Linked DNA regions of Mus musculus: all the other regions are linked to region 1. A link is a loop called in an ENCODE intact Hi-C map of the cell type or tissue named here. Cell type or tissue: left cerebral cortex. All regions are shown on one strand.

Region 1 (5,000 bases):
GGGCCCGGGGCGAAGGGCGTGCTCCTCCATCTTGATGCCGTCCAACATCTTGATGCCGTCCAACATCTTGGCGCAGTCCGTCTGCCCGCGAGGGAAGCACCTCTCCAGCGACTCGGGACCTGTTGCTATATCCATGGGACGCCCGGCGCGCTGCGGACCCCGCCGGCTGGGCCGCTCACCCTCCGGCCCGTCCGCCCGCTCCGCTGCAGCCGGGGAGGCGCGGCGCCCGCGGGGTCGGGGCCGCCCGCTGCCCCGGGGCGAGCGTGGAGCGGCGGCGCGCTGGCCCCGGGCCCCGGCGTCGTGCGGGAGGGCCCGGGCGGCTGGCAGCCCCGCGCGCCGCTCTCTACCGGCTACTCGCAGCCACGCGCACTCGCTGCTCGCCTGTCACCTGCTTGTCAGCCCCGGGTCCCGGCTGCAGCAGCGGGCGGCACGCGGAGCCGCCCGGAGGAGTAGGAGGAGGCGGCGGCGGCGGCGGCGGGCGGGGGAGGGGGCGGGGGTGCAGGGGCGGCCCCGCGGGCTGGGGGGGCGCGGGCGTCGCAGCAGGGTCCCGGGCGGGGCGCAGCAGGCCGCGGGGCTCCAGGCGCGCTCCCCGCACTACTCCAGTGCCATGGTGCGCCCGAGGAGCCGCTCGGTTTAGAGCTGGGGCTGGCGGCGGAGGGATACTCCGGCCCCGAGCCGCCTCACCCCTCCTCAAACTTCCTGACATTTGAACTCATTGGTGCGCCTCGTATCACTGCGCCGGGATGAGCCGGCTGCTCCACGTCAAATAGTGCCGTCGCCTCCCCCCCTCCCTGCGGGAGGGCTCCCTTAGCCCCCGTCCTGCACCCCGTGCCGCGCCCTGAATCCAGGCGACCATCCTGTCCACCATTGGCAGAAGTTTGGTTAGCCATCGAAACAAATCCTGTGCCCCACCCCTCTTGAAAAATTGATTTGGGAGTTGGGGAAATCAGGCTTTCTTTTTTTTCTTTCTTGCCTTTTTTATTATTAATATTTTTGTTGTTTTTTTTTTAAGCTCCAGCGCTCAGAGGAGTGGCCCCAAGCGAGGCCAGACTGTGAGGACGGCGGGGAACGCAGCGACTTCTCCAGGGGACAGCGCCAGGCGGGAGCGGCTGGCCCAAACCCGGACTCGTAGTCTAAGGTAGGTCGCAGGGTCTGAGTTGGTGTCCCCTCGGGAGGCGGGGCCTGCACCGGACAGCCTGGTGTGCTGAGAGGGCTCCTAGGGTCGAGGGATGGGGAACATCAAATGTAAGCAAGAACCGCTGGCCCCGGACTCGCCAAAGGGAACCCTGACCTGGGGAGGGGGTGTAAGGGCTGTAGTTTGAGTAAGTAGTCCCAAAAAGCCCAGGCCTGGCAGAAATAGGGCGGGGGAATGAGTTGAGGGGGCTCTCATAGCCAGAATGGGAGATCTTGGGTGAAAGAGGACGGTCAGGCCCGGGTTGAGACCAAGAGAGTGTTAAGAGGGTCAACAGGGCTCGGAAAGATATCTTGTTCCCGGCCGGGGTCAGTGGGCGAAGGCTGGGCCTCCCAAGGCTTGGAGTATGAGGGGCAGGTAAGAAGTGGTGTCCTCAAGATCTAGGGGTGGAGGCCTGGAACGGCATGGGTACAGTCGTTCTAAGGAAATCTGTGTGACCTCTGAAATCGGTGCCCTTTCATTGTGGCTAAGGGACCTGGCCAGGGTTAGAGACTGAGCGCTGGCCACCCTTGGCAAAGTGGGCCTCGACAGCGGGCAACGCAAGGCCAGCGGCACGCAGCTGGAGACTCCTGGGTGCATCCGGCCAGACATCCGCGAGAAAACTAGAAGACGTCGCATCGGGAAACAGGGTACCTTCGGCCCCACCACTCCCGCGCGGGTTTCGTCCTGGAATAGCAGGAGGGATGGTGCGGTCCCAGGGCAGGAGTTAACAGCCCCTGCGAGCTGCTGCTGGGCGGCCCTGGCCCCTCCGGCTGTGGAGCAGCGGCGCGAAGCCGGGAGGGGATGGAGGGCTCGGAGGGCGGGTCCCCTGACCCCGCTAGAGGCGAGAGGGCGGATCAGATTTGGAGCCTGAGGGAGGCTTGGTCAGAAGTGGCCCCCTGTGCTGGGGGGGCCCCCCGGAGGGGCCCGGCTTTGTGGAGGATTAGCGGTCACCGCCCCACCCCAGTACCTGCGTGTGTGTCGGTGGGTATCGGAGTGTGTCTGTGTGTGTCCGCGCTCCCGCCTCGCGGAAGCTATTGAGAACGTGTGCACCCGTATTCCTGTGCACATACATTTTGTGTTTGTGTGTCCTTACGTCTTTCCAGGCAATGAGTGTGTGTGTTTTCGGTACACGTCTCTCGTGCTTCTATGTCATGTTTTTTACACGTCTTTGTGTGTGTCCTCGTGAAGGTGTAGATAGTGAAGATGTCTACGCCTTTGTATGCGCCTCGGCCCCTTTAGCGAATCTGGTAGATTTTTCTCTATAAGTGTGTCTCTGAGTTACCTTTGTGTTTCTGTTTGCCCCGGAGCTCCTGAATTGTTCTGTGTCGCCCAGGGGTTTTTGTGTTTGTGGCTTTGTGTTCTGTGTATTTCTCGGCGCCTTTGTGTATCCAGGAGCATGGGTATGTGGATGTAGAGTTTTCTTCACCCACCCTTCGTCCTTGTTTTTACCCAGTGTGAAAAATCTAAGGCCTTGAGCCCTGAGGTTGGGCAGAGGCCTGGGCCTGGATCTGGACCGCCTTCTCTGGGTATCTGGGCCCTGGCGCGTTACTGCGGGAAGAAGCCGAGCGGGTAAAGGCTGGGGCGTGCAGAGCCGGGAGGCACCGAACCGCTCGCAGAAGCAGCGGCCCAACCGGGTGCACTCCGCCCTCTGCTGGCCATAGTGTGTCTCTGCAACCACTGCTGGGCACCGAAAGCCCTGGTTCCAGGCCCGGAGCTTCGCCATCTCCTTCAGGCTGAGTCGAAAGAATCTTCTCTGTCTCAAACCTTAAAGACGAACCTCGGACTCTAAGCAATCGCACAGTGTTTCACCCCCATCTTCACCCTCCCATTTCCCCCACGCTCCCTGTGCCTGTCCATTTCTACCCCATTCCTCTCCGTTTTTCTTTGGCTGAATGGTGGCCCCTGTGGCCCGGCTTCAGAGGTTTCCCTGATCCTCTGGCTGGCATCTAAGACCGGGTCTGGACCTTTGACTGTGTTTGCTGCGCGTTCTGCAGTGCTTGAAGCCAGGTCTCAGCACCGAGGGCACACCTGTAGCCCCCCCCCCATTTGATGCATGGCTGGTGTGTTTTCCAAGGCTCAGAGTTTTGGGGGCCTCTCCCTGCGCAGCCCGGCCCACTCGGGTCAGGCTGCCGAAACTGTCGGCAACTGAGTCCAGAGTTCCCTGGGTGAACAGTGGCACCAAGATTGTCTCTAGTCCGATTGAGGACGATGCTCCGTTCACAGATGCCTGTTTCCTTCTGTCCGTTCTCCTCTACCCGTAGGCCTTCTTTGTCCTTACTTTTCAACCCCGAATTGACTAGACCCGGTCTTCACATTGCCCCACATAATCGTCCATGTGTCTCCGAGGCATTCTTAGGGTTCTTGGTCTCCCATCCTTTGCCTCTAAGGAAGAACAATACGACTGGACAGGAGAACACCGGCCTAGGCCTAGACCCACTTCTCTCCGCGGGCCTCAAGCTCCTGGCTTCGCCCGTCTCTTCTGTACAAGCGGATGCCCACCCCTGGCTCTGAGACTCACAACGCAGGTGGCCTATCTCTTCCGCGCCGTCCAACGCGGGATGCTTGCGGCCTCCGACGTCTGCTGCAGAATCCGCTCGGGACTGTTTCCACCTGAGAAAGAGAGTTGCCAGCGACTGCTGGAATCGCAAGAAACAAAACAGGGAGAGATCCGGGCTCTTCTTATCCCAGAGGCGTGCAGCTCCTGAGCCCTGACTTGGTCTCTGGCTCTTCTCCTTTAGGACCTTGCAACCTCACTCGGTAGCGACCCATCTTGTGAGAGCGGGGGAGCGGTGTGAGGGGAAGGGCTATACCAGCGAAAACCCAACCGTTTGGTGCTTCTGACCAGAGTCCGGGAGAGAGAGGACCCTTCCTCCAGGTTTAGAACCACCGGCTGCAGTGTCAGATCCCAGCAGGAGGAGGACCACAGCCTTGGATTCATCAGCAAGGAGGCTATCAGAAGCATCGCACCGGCCTTCCTGCTCTGCCTCAAGAACCGAAGCCATGGAACACCTAGGCTCACCCCATGCTGCCCCTGGCTAATGGCATCTCAAGATCTACGAGGCTCTGCCGCGCAGAATCAAAGCTGTCCCAAAACTGTGGGCCAAGTCGGGAGCTGCTCCTCGGGGAAACTCAGTCTATCCCAGACCCTCAGTGATGAAGAACCCGAAGACCACGGAAATGGAGCAAGGGCGCGCCCAAGACTCAGCAGAGGTCGATCACTAGCAATCCAACTCCCGAGCATCCAGGTACCCCTCTGAGCATTCTAGCTGGTCTTCACCCCACACACGAGTCAAAGCATTGGACGACCACTTTCTACTACCTAAGGAAGGGCGTCTGAAGTCTCCCTGTGCTGGTGGAAGTTCTCCAGAGAGGCGAGACTAGAGAGGGGTTTCTGGGGTACTTATTCTCCACTGGGGGCTTTTGAGGCTGATGAGAGAGGGGTGTCAGGGTTTGCTGGTGGCTGGTGAGTGTTAGGATGCCTAGAGCCAGAAGATGAACATCCGCAGCCAGATCCCTCAGCCCTCCAACAACCCCCACTCTGGCCATTACTCTGGACCATCAGGCATGGACTTGCTCCACTTGTGGGGAAATCAGGCTCTCTCAGATCCAAAGGCTGCCGGCAGCTCTTAGGAAGGTTCAGAGAAGGCCCTCCCAGGACTGGTGGCCCAGAACTGAGGTCTCCTACTGGCTACACAATGGTTAGGAACAGGAGAAGGGCAGGTGTCAGGAAGCATCCCTGTCTGTCTCAGGGTCTGGTTAGGAGACACCAGGGTAAAAGACCTGCTGCGCCTTTGTACTTCAAGGTCCCTGTCTGTGCAATGGGCAT
Region 2 (5,000 bases), 84 kb before region 1:
GTGACCCCAGAGCCAGCTCTCCCTGTTACTACAAGTGGCAAGGGGGTGAAGGTGAGGGCATCACCCCCTCACTCACACCATCTCACACCAAAAGAGCTGTGGGGCTGGTTTTCCCATGCTCCCCCTGTCAGGGCTGGTTCACCTGCACCCTCACCATCTGCTCTGCTGTGCTGTCCACGTGAGGTCCAGGGCCTGTTGTCTCCAGTGCTGCGGCTGGGGAGGGTCAGGGCTAGCTCTCCTGATGGCCAGCGGTGGCAATGGGTGGGTGGGAAGCGTCACCTTTGCGCCTGTGCAACCTCGTGGCAGGTGAGTGGTGGAGTCAGTTCTCTCAGATTCTCAGGGCTGTCTCACCCACATCCCTCCCCAGCAAGGCAACTTCCACTGTTCTGCCCGGGTGAAGCACAGAGCCCACTCTGCCTAGTGTCGCCAGCTGTGAGAGATGGCACCAGCTCTTCACAGTGCTACATCCAGTGAGGGGCAGGCCAGTTATGCACAGCCCTTGGACATCCAGGGACTGCCATGACCAGGGACACTCCCATGGTCTCTAGTGGTAATGTGAGCCATGCACATCGACACTGACCACTGCCTCTGCATAGCCATGCACTCAGACGTGGCCCTCAGACGCAGCTTGGGCTGGACTTCACCATGGCCCCAGATGGCGGGGCTGGTCGTTGACAGCAGGCTCCTCCTGTCTACCCTTGAGTCTCCAGTTCCACCTCTCTCCATAATGCTCAAGCTGCTCCACTTCTTTCTCTCGCCCATCTGACCACCACATACGTGCACACTGCGGTGGCTTTTGTTGCAGGATGGCCACATGGCTGGTGAGGCCCTGCGTGTCATCCTTCATTGGTGCTGTGTGGCATAGCAGCAAGCGGGTGTCTATGTTCCACATGTGCTGTGCACTAGAGGGGAGGTCTGTGGGTGGTATGGTGGTCCATAGGTCTCCGTCTGTCTTCCTCCTCCTGCACTGTGTTACCTGTATTCATGAGTCTGGGCTCCAGAAGCTGCCCTGCTCCTCAGGAATGCCAAGTTGTAGAAACTATGGGGCACTGTCTGTCTTCCATTCTTGGCACTGCTTGATCACACAGGTGTCCCAGGAATTGTCACTCTAGCTCTGTGACCTTGAAGAGGCTCCTCTGCCTCACAGAACGTCAGTATCTTCATCTATACAATGGGGGTCTCAAGGCTACTCTGAATGGGAGTTAAATGAGATAATACCCAGAGACTGACTCATGAGCAGAGGAGCCATCACTACTGTGATTGCCATGGTCATAGGTGTTATTGTTCTTCAGAGTTTGGTCAGGCATATTATAAAGCAAAGCAGCCAACCCACATTCTCCACTAACATTGGCTGCATAAGAAGCAGCCTTCCACAGATGCAGGAGCAAGGACCCTGTTCCGTGCAGATGCTCATGGCCGTGACAGCTGAGATGGCAGAAACCTCTTGTAGAAATGCTGTCTTTTGTCTGCTGTACATGCCCACCACCCATGCCCATAACCCGTTTCCTTTTGGCTGTCTTTGGATTTTTGAGCGCGCGCGCGTGTGTGTGTGTGTGTGTGTGTCTCATTATGTAGTTCAGGATGGCTTTGAACTTACTATGCAGTCCAGGCTCGTTTCAGACTCACAGTCTTCCTGCCTCAGCTTTCTGAGTTCTGGGATTACAGGAGTGTGGCATTCAGCTTTGGAGTACACCAGGGCTCCCAGCTGAGGGTGGGGAGAGGTGGCTCAGTTGGTAAAGTTGTGCATAGGTGTGAAGACCTGGGGTTGATCCCGAAACCTACACAAAGTTGGGTGTGGTGGTGTGTGCTGTGAACCCAGCCCTGGAGAGGCAGAGACAGCCCTGGGAGTCTCTCTCCAGCCAGCCTAGCCTAATCAGGCAAGCCCCAGGGCAAAAAGAGACCCAGTCTCAAAAAACAAGATAGTGGCACACACCTTAAATCCCAGCACTCGGGAGGCAGAGGCAGGTGGATCTCTGAGTTGAAGAGCCAGTAATGACTATGTAATGAGACCCAGTCACAAACAAACAAAACAAACAAAAACTCACAACAAAACATTGTGGGGTGGGGTGGGGTGGGGTGGCGTGCACTGAAAAAATGGCACGAATATCATGGGCCTCTACTGCCCAACGCTTATTCTCCCCACTGGCCATCCTCAGGACCCTTAGCAATCCCTTCTGCAAGCATTGAGAGCCCAGCTGGCTAGTCTGTGGACGATGGCCTGCCTGACTCCCGAGTGCCACCTTGTGGCCTGATGTGTGACTGCAGGGTTCATGTAGAAATTCTGGCTGGTCAGTCTTGGGGATTTAGAAGCTAAATAGAGGGAAATAGAGGAAGAAGAGAGTGGGATGGTGTCCACAGAGAGCCATGTGGGTGCTCTGTCACATGGGCACACTGCTCGTGCCAGATCAAGGCATGGATAATACATATTCTTCATCTAGGGAATGGGCACCGGCTTCATTTCTTCTCTGTTCCATTTGCGAGAGTAAACATTTCTTGGTTCTATATAGTAGTTCACAGTTCTATATAGTAGTTCACAGCTGACCTAATTTACTCTGCTGGTTTGGAGACAAGGACATCCAAGTTGTCCTTCCTTTCCTGTCTGACCCTGGCACCACTCAGAGTCTCCATTTTTGACTCTCAGACTCCAAGGTCATTGGGGTTTGCCCCACTGCCATGCCTCTTGTGGCTCCTGCTTCTGATCCTCAACTTGCTCTTCCATCTTCCTAGATATCCTTGTCGGTCTCTGTCTTGTCCATTCCTCTACGACCACTCTGGGATGCTCAGCCCAAGTGTTTTCTCTTCCAGGAGGGTTTCCCTGGAGTCCCAAGCCCTGGGGCGATCCCTCCCCACTTTGAGTCACTTATGTCTTTTGAGTGACTGCTCATGCTTGACCCAGGAGACCTGGGTCACAGAAGAAAGAAGATAGAGATGAAGGAAGGCTCAACCCCTCTCCCTCCAGCTCCAGCCAATTTCACAAGATCTCAAAGCAGTGAGTGGGGTCAAGGTCTGCTTGAGGACGCTGAGAAGCCATCAGCCTGCAGGACCGGGACCTTTGAGGAGAGCACTCCCCCTCCCCGTCTTACTCCCCAGTCCATGTCTTCATCTGGACGGGGTGGGGGTGGGGGTCGGGGGATGCAGGTGACAATGAGGCAGTGGATTAGCTCAGCCCCCACCCCCACATTTTTTAGTGACAGGATTTTAGACATTGCTCTAGGCTACAGGGTTGGCAGCCCACTGTTCTTGAAGAATAGAACATGGACGCCCCTCACCCCTCCCTCCATCGTCCCTCCTCCAGTTCCAGCTTGGAGCCCAGCCACCAAGGCTCTGTTTAGTCCTGCCTCCGGAGCTGTGCAGTTTGGACCATGTGACTTAGGTTTCCCGGAGTCTTGTGAGGCACGCTGAAGGTAGGAGATTCCCTACCTCCAGGTGTCTGGACTGACCTTGGAGGATCTTGTCCTAGGACCAGAAACAGTGGGCCTGGAAGAGCAGCTGAGTTTTCGGTGTGGGGGTGGGGTGGGATTGGCAAGGCTCAAATGTTGTGATTCAAGCTGCTTTCCTGTCTAGATTGTGTCCTCCCGTTTGCTTCATCATACTGAGCTATCACCTCCTCTCCTGGGCCTCGGTGTCCCTTCTGAAGCCCAGGACCCTGCCTTTTAGGTTACATACAAACGAAGAAAAGGCATCTCCGAAGTTGCTTAGCAGCCAGTTACCCAGCAGAGGTTGTGGAGAGGCAGTCCCCTAGGGGGCGCTGGTGCTCACCGGCAGAGTGAGAGGTCTCATGGTGGCTCTCAGGTGGTCCTGACAGCCACAGTTGAGGCTCTGTTGGGTTTTGTCCCCTGGCTGACCTGCCCATCAGTGCTCCAGGCAGGAGACCCCATGCTTGTCTTCTGGATCCTCAGGGGCCCAGCTGTGGTCTGTGTCACCTCATTTGGGGTCATCTCTGGTATGCTCAGCTCACATGCCTCAGACTAAAGACTGCCCCATCCCATCTTCGCCCTTTGTACACACAATGACCAGGGGGCCTAGATATTTCCTGAATACCTTGAGAGTCTGGACTTCTCTTGCTCACCACAGGTACCACCCTGGTCAAAGCTGCTGTCACCTCTCACCTCAGAGACCCAGCTGACCTCCCTGACCCCATTCAGTTCACCTAAGCTAATCATATATTTCTGCTCAGCAGAGTCCTTCTCCTGGCCCCGCCTTAGCTACCTTTCTGGTCGCATTCTGCCTCCTCCGAGGTTTATAAGCCTGGACCATCCTCAGACATCCTTCTCACCCCCGGGCTCTCTCCCCAGCTAGGTAACTTCAGATCTCAGCTGAATGGCTTCTTCTAGGAAGTCTTCCCTGATTCCCACCCCCATGAGACCAGCTGCCCCAGGACCAAGGCTCTATTACATGTCACCTGAACTACATCAGGTTTTCTACACCCTTGGAGGTGACCATCTCTTCCTTCATTCTCAGCCTGGTTGACACTGAAAGAAGCCCCCATAGGCAATGGCTGCCTCAATGAAGGGATGGGTGTTTTGGGTGATTGGACAGAGGGCACTGGACATGGATGACTGTGTTGGACTCAAGGCTGAGATGGCCAGGGCTGAGGCAAGGAGGGAAGGAGAGGGGATTGGTTATGAGGTAGAGTTGGGCAAGACCCAAACCCAGTGTCCATGACTTATCGCCCTGTCAGTCACAGGGCGGTCCAGTAGTGTCACGGGCAGCTCCCGCTTAGACCCAAGCCCCATCCCCAAGGAGGGGCCACACAGGAGTGTACAGGTTGTTTATTTACAAATATACCAACATCTTGTCTTTTTTTCTTGCTGTTTCCATTTTCTGCTTTTGTGGGAAGAGGCAGAAGGTGAGTGGAAGGCGGGGGTGGTGATGTGGAAACGCTAATAAATAATTTAACAATGACAAGTTATTAAATAAAATGTGTGTGGGGATGGCAGGCGGGCAGTCTGTACAAGGTAAACGGAAAGAATACGATGGGTGGCCTGGCCCCAGTCCAG
Region 3 (5,000 bases), 160 kb before region 1:
TACAAATACAGAGGCGGATGCTTGCAGCCAACCATTGAATTGAGCACAGGGTCCCAATAAAGGAGTTAGAGAAAGGACTGAAGGAGATGAAGGGGTTTGCAACCCCATAGGAAGAACAACAATATCAACCAACCAGACTCTCCAGAGTTCCCATGGACTAAGCTATCAACCAAGGAGTATGCATGGCTCCAGCTGCATATGTAGCAGAGGACAGCCTTGTTATGCATCAATGGGAGGAAAGGTCCTTGGTCGATAGGAAGGCTCAATAGATGCCCCAGTGTAGGGGAATCGAGGGCGGGGAGGCAGGAGTGGATGGGTGGGTGGAGGAACACTGACATAGAAGCAGGGGAAATAAGGATGGAATGGGGGTTTCTGGGAGGGGGGAACCGGGAAAGGGGATAGCATTTGAAATATAAGTAAAGAAAATATTCAATTAAAAAATTAACCACTGGAGCTGTTAGGTAAAGTTGTGAAGTTCTGAGATGTTGAAGTCATTTTGTTGCTTTGTAGAGAGGAGGCTACTAACATGATGGAAGGCGGAGCCAACAGGAGAACATGGGTTCCCTATTTGCGGTGAGTAGACATGTGCATTGTCTCTCACACAAGACATCATGGTGACAGGAACTTGAGGTGGCTGGTCACATTGCAGCTGCAGTCAGGAAGCAGAGGGGTATGTGGGTGGGATGGGGGAGGAACGCTGGGGCCCATTCTCCTTTTCATTCACAATGGGACCCCAGCCCATTGCTGGTGCCACTAATATTCAAAGTGGGTCTTCTCACCTCTATTAGCCAACCTAAAGAAGCTCTCCCAAAAAGACCAGAGCTTTGTGTCCTAAGTGATTTTAAATCCTACCAAATTGACATCAGTATCAACCACCACAGGGAGAATTCTAGATTCTGAGGCAAATGGTCCAAGTGGGACCAGCCCAGGACCTCCTGCCAAGGTGGGCCCTTCCTCCTTCTCATGCTTGAATGCCAAGCCAGCTCTTTCTATTTTTGGTTTCTGGAAGTTGCCTTCTTCATAGGACCCTTTCACCTGTGACCTCTGCTTAGGGTGACCTTCTGTCTTCACCTGAGCTGCTCCTGGTCGTTCTGGGGGACCCCGTGGGGATATTTCTTCTTCTGGGAAATTTCTTTGGCCTCTCCTTGATTACTAGGGCTGTCCCAGAGCCCTTCCATACATTCTAAGACAGCGATGGGCCTCCTGTGCACTAGGCCTATACACTGGTGAGTGAGTGGGCATGCTCTTTGCCTTCTACTAAGTTCCATCTTAGCTAGTGAGGTGATGAATACAAATCTTGAGAAACTGAAAGCAGTCGTTGCAACTGGCTATAATAAATTCATCAGGGAAACAAAACAAGGGCACACATGGAGCCTCACAGAGTGGGTGGGTGGATTTTAGATCTGGTGACCACAACCAAAAGGAGCACACTCTAGGCGGAGGGAACAGCCCCTGGAAAGAACCGAAGTTCAGAAAGAGCTTGGTGTATCTGAGGAACAGGGAGGCCCCTGTAGGATAGAGCATGGAGAGATGAAGAGGAAGGGATGCCAAGTGAGTCTGTTAAGACTCTTGCTTTGGGGCTGGAGAGATGGCTCAGCAGTTAAGAGCACTGACTGCTCTTCCGAAGGTCCTGAGTTCAAATCCCAGCAACCACATGGTGACTCAAAACCATCCATAGTAAGATCTCTGGAGTGTTGGAAGACAGCTTCAGTGTAATTACATATAATAATATAAAAAAGACTCCTGATTCATCTAGACGGGGTTTTCTCTCATTTGTACAACCTCAGTGAGGTCAATGGATGTACATCATCATGTAAGCCAAGGCTCCTCACAGTGAACTGAAGGATAGATGCCATGATGGATAGCCGCCATGGTTATTGCTTTGTGTTGGGTCCTTCAGAGTCCAGCGTGCTATTTCTCTCTCGATGCTGGGGAATGACCAAGTGTGCAATTGAGCACTCAGCATCAGGCCGGGTTTTCCTTGCTTTCCCTCTTTTAACCCTTTGCTTAGAACTCAAGAGTTAGTTACTAGCCGGCCTCTGGCAGAGCTGCAGTTTAGAATACAGCCAGCAGATGGCACTGGAGGCTAAGGGAAGCCGCCCCTCCCTCCGGCCTGTCTGTCTGATCTTGGCTCTCTTTCCCTCTTTGGCTTGAAGAGATCTTAGCTCCTTGATTGCCATTGCTACGGGGACCTGCAATCCAGCCCTAGGAAGCCTCTTGGAGACGCAAACCCTTCAGAGAGAAATAGACAAAGACCCCAAGAGCCTGCTGCGGTTCCTGAATGCCACTCAAACCATTTGACCTCTATTCTGTGTCCTCCCTTCCAGGAAATGACCAAGTAGAGTGAGAGGGTCTCAGGCAAGAGGGAGATTCTCCTAGGAAGAGCCACTCCATCTGTTAGGGAGCAACTATGAAACCTCTTACAGCAGGCTGCGACCTCCCTGTCCATCCTGTGTAAAATATGAAATAAGAGTTTTAATTACCGAGCTTGGAAGGCAGCCGACATGTTTAATATTTAATGTCTCCAATGCCTGTGCCCCAGGCGTGCCGGCACTGACACAATCGGGGTTTCCCTTGGGTTGGTTCTGAATGTACTTGGAGAACAGCCAGGCAGCCGCCTTCCCCAACACCTGGGAACCTCCTGTAGCCCAGCCTGGGCCCAGGCCTGCCCTGAGCCTCCCACCCCCTGAGGGATTCCTGACAGGAAGGCCCAGTGAGGCCTGTTTTTCCATCCCAGGGTGGACATCAGGCCCCGGAGCCCCTACAAACTACCCAGTTAGTACCGGACCTAGCCCAGGGTCCTGGCAGAAAAGTCAGAGTCAGAGGAAGATGGAACCACAGGAAGGGGCCTAGGCAGACGAGCCCGAGTTTAAGGTCTGCTTTTCTGCAAGACATTTAGCCTTTTCTCTGGGTGTCACTTTTATTATTCATAAACTGGAGAGTGTATTTCCTGCGTTCCGGGTTGTTAATGTGCCGCTATTTTTGAGGTTTAGCTTGTGTCAGAGCCCTGCTAAGCACTTCTCATGCACCATGTCTTCCTCAGTACAACAGCCCTTTGAAGTGGCTAAGCTGGAACTTGGGCACAAGGCCTCCCGATTCCAGAGCTTGTGTCTCCGAGGGCTTTGTGCAGAAGAGCTTTGCGGGTTTGGAGAAATGTGAGCTACCCAGTTCCAGACCCTGTGCAGTAGCACCCTTCTGTTTGCTAGGCAGTAGGAACTCAGGGGCAGCACCCCAAACTAAGTCACTCATACCGTGATCGTGTACCCCACGTCCCATTCCTACGCAGAGGCAGGAGGCACCCGAGCTGTATTTGATTAGTTGATTGGCATTGTCAAAATAGTTGAATTCCCCAGGCATGGTGGTGCATGCCTTTAATCTCAACACTTGAGAAGCAAAGGCAGATGGATTTCTAGTTCCAGGCCAGCCTGATCTACACAGTAAGGCCCTTTTGTTTTGTTTTGTTTAATGTTTTTAAATTTTTTTCTTTTTTGAGATAGGGTTTCTCCACGTAGCCCAGGGTGTCCTGGAACTAACTCTGTAGATCAGGATGACCTCAAACTCACAGAGATCCACCTTCCTTTGACTCCGGAATGCTGGGTCTAAAGGTGTGCACTACCACCAATTGGCTGGCCCTGTCTTTCTTCCTTTCTTTCTTCCTTCCTTCCTTTCTTTCTTTCTTTCTTTCTTTCTTTCTTTCTTTCTTTCTTTCTTTCTTTCTTTTAAAGAATTCTTGCCAGACGTGGTGGTGCACGCCTTTAATCCCAGCACTCGGGAGGCAGAGGCAGGCGGATTTCTGAGTTCGAGGCCAGCCTGGTCTACAAAGTGAGTTCCAGGACAGCCTGGGCTATACAGAGAAACCTTGTCTCGAAAAAAATAAAAAAGATTGGCTTTAGACACCGGTGTGTCATTTCTTGTCTTGTTAACTGTCACTGGCTAGTGTCTTGGGTTGCCCACATCCCTAACCAAGCATAGCACGCAGTTTGACAGCAAGGGCTGATGTGTGAGAGGCATGTCCGAGCCATTCATCAGAAAGATGCCATGACACACAGCCGCTTCATCAACTCTGCAGCATCCAAGAGGGACAGCTGGGAAAGAGCCTCATGTTCTAACTTCAAGATGGCCGGAGGACACAAGAAACGCAGCCACTGTTGAGAGTGGGATGCGCACCCAAGATCAGGTCTCGAGTAGATGTGTAAGAACATTTGTCCAATGATTTTCCTCAAAGCATTGCCCAGTGCTGAGGGGTGTGGAATTAACAAAGTTGCCATAGTGATTATTCAGGTTCCTCCTCGTATTACATGAACCATTTTCCTCTGAAGAATACCGCCGTGCAGGCGGGTGACGTCGCGCAGTCAGAAAAGGTGCGTGTGAAGCCTGGTGGTCTGAGTTAGAACCCTGAGCCCACGTGGTGGAAAGGAAGCCCCGCCTCCCTCAGTATGCTCTTTGGCCTTCATATGCACACTATGGCGTATAGGTGGACACATTCACACAAATATATGCATGCAACAAAAGTGTTACATTGGAAATTACGCAACGAAACCTCTAAAGGATGGATTAGCCATGTGTGGCATATACAACTGATGCGACATTACGTAGCTTAGGCTATGTGGCACGGCCCTGTTCCACAACAACAGAAAACAAGGAAAAACAAAACATGAGGGGAGGTTAGTTGCACAGCCTCACCACTTTGAAATTCTGTGGTCCAGACCTTCCCCTGCACCTTTCCTTCAAGTCCGAGTATGGAAAGTGCGTTTCTCCAGCGTGGTCTGGAGGTGGCGCTATTGCAGTTGGTCCATGACTGAGGCAATAGCCTGTGAGGTCAGGGTTGGAGGAGGACATTTTGAGGGTACTGGCAGGTCCTCTGTGGTCTGGGAAGGCCTGCTCACCAGCTCTTGGGACAGTGAAGAGCCCGGGAAGGAAGGCAACAGCTGTGTGTGGGGAGAATATCGCTAGAGGCTCATCGTGTATTTTCCATCTGTTCCCGTCTCCAGGACGCCAGC

Evidence for each region. A loop is a pair of places that touch in the nucleus more often than their neighbours do. Peaks named below come from ENCODE experiments on the same cell type or tissue, not always from the same donor. Only the 100,000 strongest peaks of a DNase experiment are listed, where the experiment ranks them.
Region 2: a loop joins it to region 1, with 6 times the contacts of the local background. A loop is called at or near these places in 14 of 42 quality-filtered maps.
Region 3: it touches region 1 in a loop (11-fold over the local background); 22 of 42 quality-filtered maps call a loop at or near these places.

What each region holds. Positions count from the first base shown.
Region 1 is chr2:33,640,464-33,645,463 of GRCm38, forward strand. It overlaps Lmx1b (LIM homeobox transcription factor 1 beta), which reads right to left and starts at 635. Exons shown (of 8, transcript NM_010725.3): 1 at 1-635. The coding sequence starts at 135. Gm39790 (a long non-coding RNA gene) reads left to right here. Exons shown (of 3, transcript XR_866136.3): 3 at 1-8. It overlaps C130021I20Rik (Riken cDNA C130021I20 gene), which reads left to right and starts at 730. Exons shown (of 3, transcript NR_046275.1): 1 at 730-881; 2 at 1,013-1,138; 3 at 1,664-5,000. In left cerebral cortex, a CTCF peak has its summit at 2,829 (motif pointing left); a DNase peak (open chromatin) is centred at 2,809.
Region 2 is chr2:33,556,209-33,561,208 of GRCm38, forward strand. Lmx1b (LIM homeobox transcription factor 1 beta) reads right to left here. Exons shown (of 8, transcript NM_010725.3): 8 at 4,757-5,000. Among named protein-coding and RNA genes, the nearest start is that of Gm39789, 3.2 kb to the left of the region's middle. In left cerebral cortex, CTCF peaks have their summits at 2,254 (motif pointing left) and 3,748 (motif pointing right); DNase peaks (open chromatin) are centred at 2,245, 3,353 and 3,742; H3K4me3 peaks cover 215 bases; H3K27ac peaks cover 559 bases.
Region 3 is chr2:33,484,969-33,489,968 of GRCm38, forward strand. Gm13530 (a long non-coding RNA gene) reads left to right here and starts at 4,789. Exons shown (of 3, transcript XR_374260.2): 1 at 4,789-5,000. In left cerebral cortex, CTCF peaks have their summits at 2,067 (motif pointing right) and 4,759 (motif pointing right); DNase peaks (open chromatin) are centred at 2,087 and 4,936; H3K4me3 peaks cover 193 bases.